Regions from separate parts of the Homo sapiens genome. Here region 1 is linked to region 2. The links are chromatin contacts, found by Hi-C or POLR2A ChIA-PET in ENCODE. All regions are on one chromosome and are shown on one strand. The core of a region is the stretch at or near the end of the contact, and the rest is flanking DNA. Distances in the headings are between cores, read along the strand shown. Region 1 overlaps ATP6V1E2 (ATPase H+ transporting V1 subunit E2). Region 2 overlaps PRKCE (protein kinase C epsilon).

Region 1 (3,131 bases), core at 495-2,994, 450 kb before region 2:
GGAGTTGGGACTATCCTAATTGGGCATATCAGCCCTGCCCCCACAGGGGCTGGGGTTTCACACCTACCCAGGTTCTGTGGTTTCTGCACAGTGGGTGACAAGTCTGGGGGAATGCATGCTGAGGAGGCAACCAGCAATATACATCTACATTATTGCCTAAGGGTCAACGTTCCTAGGCCTTCCCCTGGCTACACTGGAAATAAAGAATTTTAGGAGAGGCCAGGCAAAGTGGCTTATACCTGTAATCCCAGCACTTTGGGAGGCCGAGATGGGAGGATCAGTTGAGGTCAGGAGTTTGAGACCAGCCTGGCCAACATGGTGAAACCCCATCTCCGCTAAAAATACAAAAATTAGCCAGGCGTGGTGGCGGGTGCCTGTAATCCCAGCTACTCGGGAGGCTGAGGCAGGAGAATCACTTGAAACGGGAGGCAGAGGTTGCAATGAGCTGAGATGGTGCCACTGCACTCCAGGCTGGGCGCCAGAGCAAGACACTGTCTCAAAAAAAAAAAAAAGAAGTTTAGGAGAGAGGCAAATGTTAAGAGGAGAGGAAGATGAGATGGCTCCAAATCTAATCTGTGATTTGTTCCAAATTTCAGGTGGATTGTCAATACAGGAGTCCATACTGACTGAATCCCTAATTTTGGCCTGTATTCTTCTCCCTCTGTGAACCATCTTCTTAGAAGTCACTGGTAAGGAGATAAAATGATGGGCATTCTTTAACACTGGTGCTGCCCTGCTGTTATGTTATGCTTCTTCCCACCACAATGCCCAGAATCCTCACACTGCAGCCTCTTCACTCCCCAGGGTGCCTGTTGGCCTTCCCTGCAGCATCCTGCCACATGCCCTACCTACCCCTATCCCTATTTTTCTCCCTGCCACTAAAACCTCCCATTGGCACCCTCTTCTCTTTGCACTCCAGTGTAGGTACACTGCAATGAGTTAAACACCACAGCAATTTCTTAAAGGTCACTGGTTCCTAATGATCACGCTGATAAATAAATCCAGTAGGATTGGTTTGCCTGGTTTTCATTCCCAGTTAGAATGTACATAGATCTCTTTTTCTAGTTGATTACATACCAGAAACTCAGAAGAATGGCCCAGCCTCTGAGAACTTCGGCTCAAGCGCTCTTAATGTTTTGCCATTTTCATTTCTAACTGTTTTCTGCTGCAACCTAAGGTCAGGAGACTAGTCATTGTGACTGATGGCATCACCACCCATTGCTGAACTATAGGAAAGGACATTTCCTTAGAGGTTGCTGGTATGGAATACTCATATGATTTAGGAGTGGTCTCCTCTCATAGGCTCCAAAGGAGGCTAGATCACAGATCCCTCCTCCAAAAATGAAATTAATGATTTTATTTTATGTTTCAGAACCAAGAGTGCCAGAAAACCATCCCAAGACTCACACAGAGTTGTTCTTCCATAGTGGATGTTTTGGCCACTGGACATCAGAACCACATTTTGGGTTTGAAGAATCTTCTACATGGTGAGCCTTGGTGGGAAGAAAAGAATATCCCTTCCTTATAGAAGCTGAAATTACAGACTCTTGCTTTCCTTGTCAGACTTAAAAGCTAGTGTAGCCAGAGTTAAATACAGGGCACATTGTCTCTGGAGGCTGCAGCTTTAGTGGTGGGTACACAGTTCAGTTCCTGACCCAGGAAGTGGCACATCAGGGCAGGCAGTGGTGTTGGTTGTGGTATAATTGAGTTCCTGGTTCAGAAGTGACAACTGTACACATGAGTTGTCTAGGGTTTGGTGAAAGCAATGGTATTGAAAGTGGTTTTCTCATCAAATTAGTTCCTGAGTCATGTGTCGGACACTGTTTCTATCTTGAGCAGCTTCTCTAGCCTTTCTAAATCCTGTGACCTGCCTGTGATCCTTTTAAGATTTCTTTCTGTTTAATCAGCCACAAACAGCTTCTGTTGCTTGCAACCCAGGCTCCTGAGAAGAGACTGGAGAAGCAGATCACTTTATTAATGTGCTTCATGTAGAGGGAGTAGAGATTTCCACCTCTACCATACCCAAATAACTGGTATTGGCTGTACCTTTCTAATGTGAGCAACTTTAAAATTGAACAGAATATATGAAACCTCTCTTTTCAGACATTGAACAGCATGTAGCACAGCACCGTGATTCCTGAAAGTAGGGAACAAATGGGGCAAACCCTATCACTCTAACTTTCTGCTGAAAAATGCTGTCTAAATTGCAGCACAATGAGGGGGAACCCAAGCAGAGCATAGTGGTCTTGCTGAGTTGAGGAGATAGTTGAGCAGACTTTTCAAGGCAGAGTATCAGAAAGGAGAGAATATAACAGCAAAACAGGCTCCTGGAATCCCTGTGAATCTGTTGCTGAATACTAAGCTGCACATGCATAAGGTGAAACTTCACAGTGCGATGCAAAGAACTACTGCGGAGCTGTGAGCTGATTGGTTCCCAGGGCTCACTGGGCAATGTTTGAGTTTCAACTCGCCAATGTGAAGAAACCTTGCTGACTGTCCAGGGAATTCAGTAGAAATCCCAAAAGGGTAAGGCATTAGGAGAAGGGCTAACTAAGCCGAAAAGTGAGGTAACTCTAGACTTCCTCCAACAAGGTTTAGAAAGCAGCCTCAAAAAGAGGAAGTTCATCCGCTACTACCGTAACTGCCAGCCAAAACAAATTTTACCATTTTTAAAACAACAAAATACAGACATTTAACAACATTAAATTCAGAATGTTAAAAATACTAGATATGCAAATAAGTAGGCAAATAGAACCCAAAATCAGGAGAAAAATCATTTAATAGAAACAAACCCCAAAATGACAGAGATAATAACGTTAGCAGACAAGGACTTAAAAAATTAAAATAAAACAAGGATTTAAAGGAAAACATGAACATAGTGAAGAAAAAACTGGAAGATATAGAAAATAACCAAATGGAACTTCTGGAGCTAAAAAATACAACACCTGTAATGAATAATTCAGTGGCTGAACTTAACAGTAGGTTAGACATTGTGGAATGAAATATCTGTGACACTGAAGACATAGCAATAGAAACTGTCCCAATTAAAGCAGAGAGAAAGGAAACAAAAGAAACACAGAAACACAGAGCCTCAGTCACCTTAAGATGATATTAAAAACTGGAGTCCTCGA
Region 2 (3,295 bases), core at 705-3,204:
GCCATGGAGGATTTTAGATGCAGCTAGGCCTGGAGAGAAAAAGAAGGTCGGGGGCAGCAGGAACCAATGCCAGGACATGGGAACGGAGTGAGCAAGTTTAGGGGCCAGTAAACTGACCAGATCAGTTGTAGAGGAAGGTTAGCGAAGTAAATGGTGAGGTTTAAAAGGCCAGAGAGGCAGAGCACATTCTTTTTTTTTTTTTTTTTTTTTTGATGGAGTCTCGCTCTGTTGCTAGGCTGGAGTGCAGTGGTGCGATCTCAGCTCACTGCAACTTCTGACTCCCTGGTTCAAGCGATTCTCCTGCCTCAGACTCCTGAGTAGCTGGGATTACAGACACACACCACCATGCCCAGTTAATTTTTTTATTTTTAGTAGAGATGGCGTTTCACCATGTTGGCCAGGATGGTCTTGATCTCCTGACCTCGTGATCCACCCGCCTTGGCCTCCCAAAGTGCTGGGATTATAGGCATGAGCCACCGTGCCCGGCTCACATTTTTAACACATAGGTATAGTCTAAGTGAAGCTTCCAGGAGGATGTTAGCATATTATTTTCCATTAGGTCTCAGTAACATTTACCAATGAGCTTCTTTATTTACAAAGCATATCTATCTTACTATTGACATCTCTTTGAAAATAAAGTCCATAGTTAAGAATTGTTACTAATTCAAACTACCTTCACCCCCACTCCAGTCTCCAGAATTATTCCATCTTTACCGGTATTCACAAAGGGCCTAAGTCCAGCTTTTCTTCCATTTACTTTGCCCTTCGCCTTCAAAGCCTACCTCGTTTTCTCCCCAGAGTACAATTTTGTAATCAGAAGTACATGGGCTGCCTTGCCCACTGTTTATTCAATCATCCATTCTCCACTCAAATCCTCATTTCAAAAATTAAATGCTCTCGCCAACCCCAGACCACTGGAATCAGAATTTCTGAGGGTGGGGGCCTGGCCTTAGTAATTGTGAAAGCTCCTCAGGTGATTCCCATGTGCGGCCAGGGTTGAGAAGCACTGACTCTCCTCCATCTGGTTTCTGCCTAGGTATCTTGCATCTGTGCAATATAAGGATTATACATTATTCTGGTCTCCTTTTTTGTCATTTCAAGGATTCCTTCCAAGAACAAAGACTCTTAAACTTGTGCATTAGAATCACATGGAAGCTTGTTAGGACATGGATTCCTGAGCCCCCCAACTCAGATATCTGGTTCAGAAGATCTGGGGCGGAGTCTGAAAATCTGAATCCTCTAACAAGTTTCCGGGCAATGCTGGCAGGCCAGGGACAACACTCTGACAGCCTCTGCCCTGCAGCACCAGGATAAGCCTTTCACATGGGAAGTACAGCTGGATCATTCACTGAACACTGAACCACACCACCTGAAACAGCCACTGAAGTGCCCATTCCACAGTCACCAGCCCTGGACTCGGACTTTAGCAACAATGGAGTATTTCCTTGACTGTGTTTAGGAGACTCCAAATCTCTGAAGGGGAAAAAATCTCCCCTCCCCATCATCCTCCCTGGATGCTTTTTATTCTACCAACACTGGACACAGTTTTTAAGAGTAGGGGCTGTGGGATGAGAAAGAGGCCTTCCCATATCGGTTTTATCACTCACTGGCTGCAAATGACTCAGGCAAATGCCTTTGGCTCTCTGTGCTCAGTTTTCTGATCTGTAAAAATGAGGATGGGCCGGGCGTAGTGGCTCATGCCTGTAATCCCAGAACTTTGGGAGACTGAGGTAGGCAGATCACTTGAGGCCAGGAGATCGAGATCAACCTGGCCAACATGGCGAAACCCTGTCTATACAAAAAATACAAAATTAGCTGGGCATGGTGGCGCATGCCTGTAATCCCAGCTACTCAGGAGGCTGAGGCATGAAAGAGAATCATTTGAGCTCGGGAGGTGGAAGTTGCAGTGAGCTGAGATTGCGCCACTGCACTCCAGCCTGGGTGACAGAGAGAAACTCCGTCTCAAAAAAAAATCAGGATGATTGAGTAATAGAAGCTGCCTTACAGAATTCTCATGAAGGTTAAATTATATGTTAAAATGCCTGTCTCAAAATGAAGATTGGCTATGACTGTTGCTATAGATGCTATTCCAGCAGTTATTATCGTAAGTCTTCATTTTCTTTGACCTCTCTGCAGCTTTCTTCCCTGACCACATCCTCTTTCAACACACACTTGTTTCCCTTGGCTTTCAGGCTTCCCCCCTAAATTTCTGGCAGGGTTTTCTCTGCCTCTCTCATGGGCTTCGCCTCTTCCCAGCTGTTAAGTGTTGGAATCCCACGAGGCTGGGCTCCAGATGCTCCCCATCCTCACTGAGTGCTTGCTGAGGATCTTGTCCACGCCCAGTTTCCAAGGCACCTCTATGCAGATGACTCACAAGCTCCGGACCACTCATCCAACTGCGGTTCTGACATCTCCATCCAGATGCCCCAAAGGCACTCAAGCCCAATATGTCCAAAATTGACTTCACGATCTACCCCAATGAACTAGTTCTCTAGGTCTCGGGGCAAAGCTTCACCCTTCAGAAACCTTAGTCATTTAATACCTCTCTCTCCCTCAGCCCTCACCAAGTCCTGTCATATTTACTTATCGTATCTTTGCATTTTGTACCTTTTTCCCTGTATACTTGTCCATTTCTCTCTCTCTCTACCACCATCATGCCCACCATTATGGCCCAAGCAACTATCATCCCTTGTCTAGATTCTTGCAGATGCCTTGCTTCTGATGCTCCCCACATTTATTGCAAATGCTGGTCACGCTCCAGGTAGAGGGACCTTGCCGAAACAGAAATCTGCTTGTAACCCACCCCGCTTCCTCCTCTAAGTCCACTGCTTAGTTTTTTTGAGAGTCTTGCTCTGTCACCCAGGCTGGAGTGTAATGGTGTGATCTTGGCTCACTGCAACCTCGCCTCCCAGGTTCAAGTGATTCTCCTGCCTCAGCCTCCCGAGTAGCTGGGAGTAAGGCAAATGCCACCATGCCCAGCTATTTTTTGTATTTTTAGTAGAGATGGGGTTTTGCCATGCTGCCCAGGCTGGTCTCAAACTCCTGACTTCAAGTGATCCACTCACCTTGGCCTCCCAGAATGCTGGGATTACAAGCATGAGCCACCGTGCCCAGCCTCTATAGCTTGATTCTATTAAAGTCTCCCTGTTACTCTAGGAATAAACGGAAAACTCTCTAATATGCTTCAAAGTCTGTGTGATCTTCTCAGTCTTCTCCTTTCCAGCTGTCGCTTGTTCCCTCTGCCCCAGGGCTTTACTCACACTGTTCTTTCTGCCTGGAACGTTTTCTTCTCTCC

Evidence for each region. Hi-C counts contacts between places; a loop is a spot of excess contacts on that map. ChIA-PET counts read pairs that join two places held with the same protein, here RNA polymerase II (POLR2A). Pooled maps may share reads with other maps.
Region 1: a pooled map shows a loop between it and region 2 (3-fold over the local background). The contact joins two enhancer-like sites. A Hi-C loop is called at or near these places in 2 of 50 pooled maps. POLR2A ChIA-PET finds 5 or more read pairs at or near these places in 3 of 52 experiments (GM12878, HEK293 and MCF 10A).

Annotation. Positions count from the first base shown.
Region 1 is chr2:46,534,169-46,537,299 of GRCh38, reverse strand. It overlaps ATP6V1E2 (ATPase H+ transporting V1 subunit E2), which reads left to right. Exons shown (of 5, transcript NM_001318063.2): 3 at 597-689; 4 at 1,373-1,487. Among named protein-coding and RNA genes, the nearest start is that of RHOQ, 6.8 kb to the left of the region's middle. Within about 2 kb of position 1,744, at least 7 of the 41 ENCODE cell types and tissues checked have a DNase peak (open chromatin) inside an H3K27ac peak, as active enhancers do.
Region 2 is chr2:46,081,635-46,084,929 of GRCh38, reverse strand. The region is part of intron 10 of PRKCE (protein kinase C epsilon); the gene reads right to left. Among named protein-coding and RNA genes, the nearest start is that of EPAS1, 210 kb to the left of the region's middle. Within about 2 kb of position 1,954, at least 3 of the 41 ENCODE cell types and tissues checked have a DNase peak (open chromatin) inside an H3K27ac peak, as active enhancers do.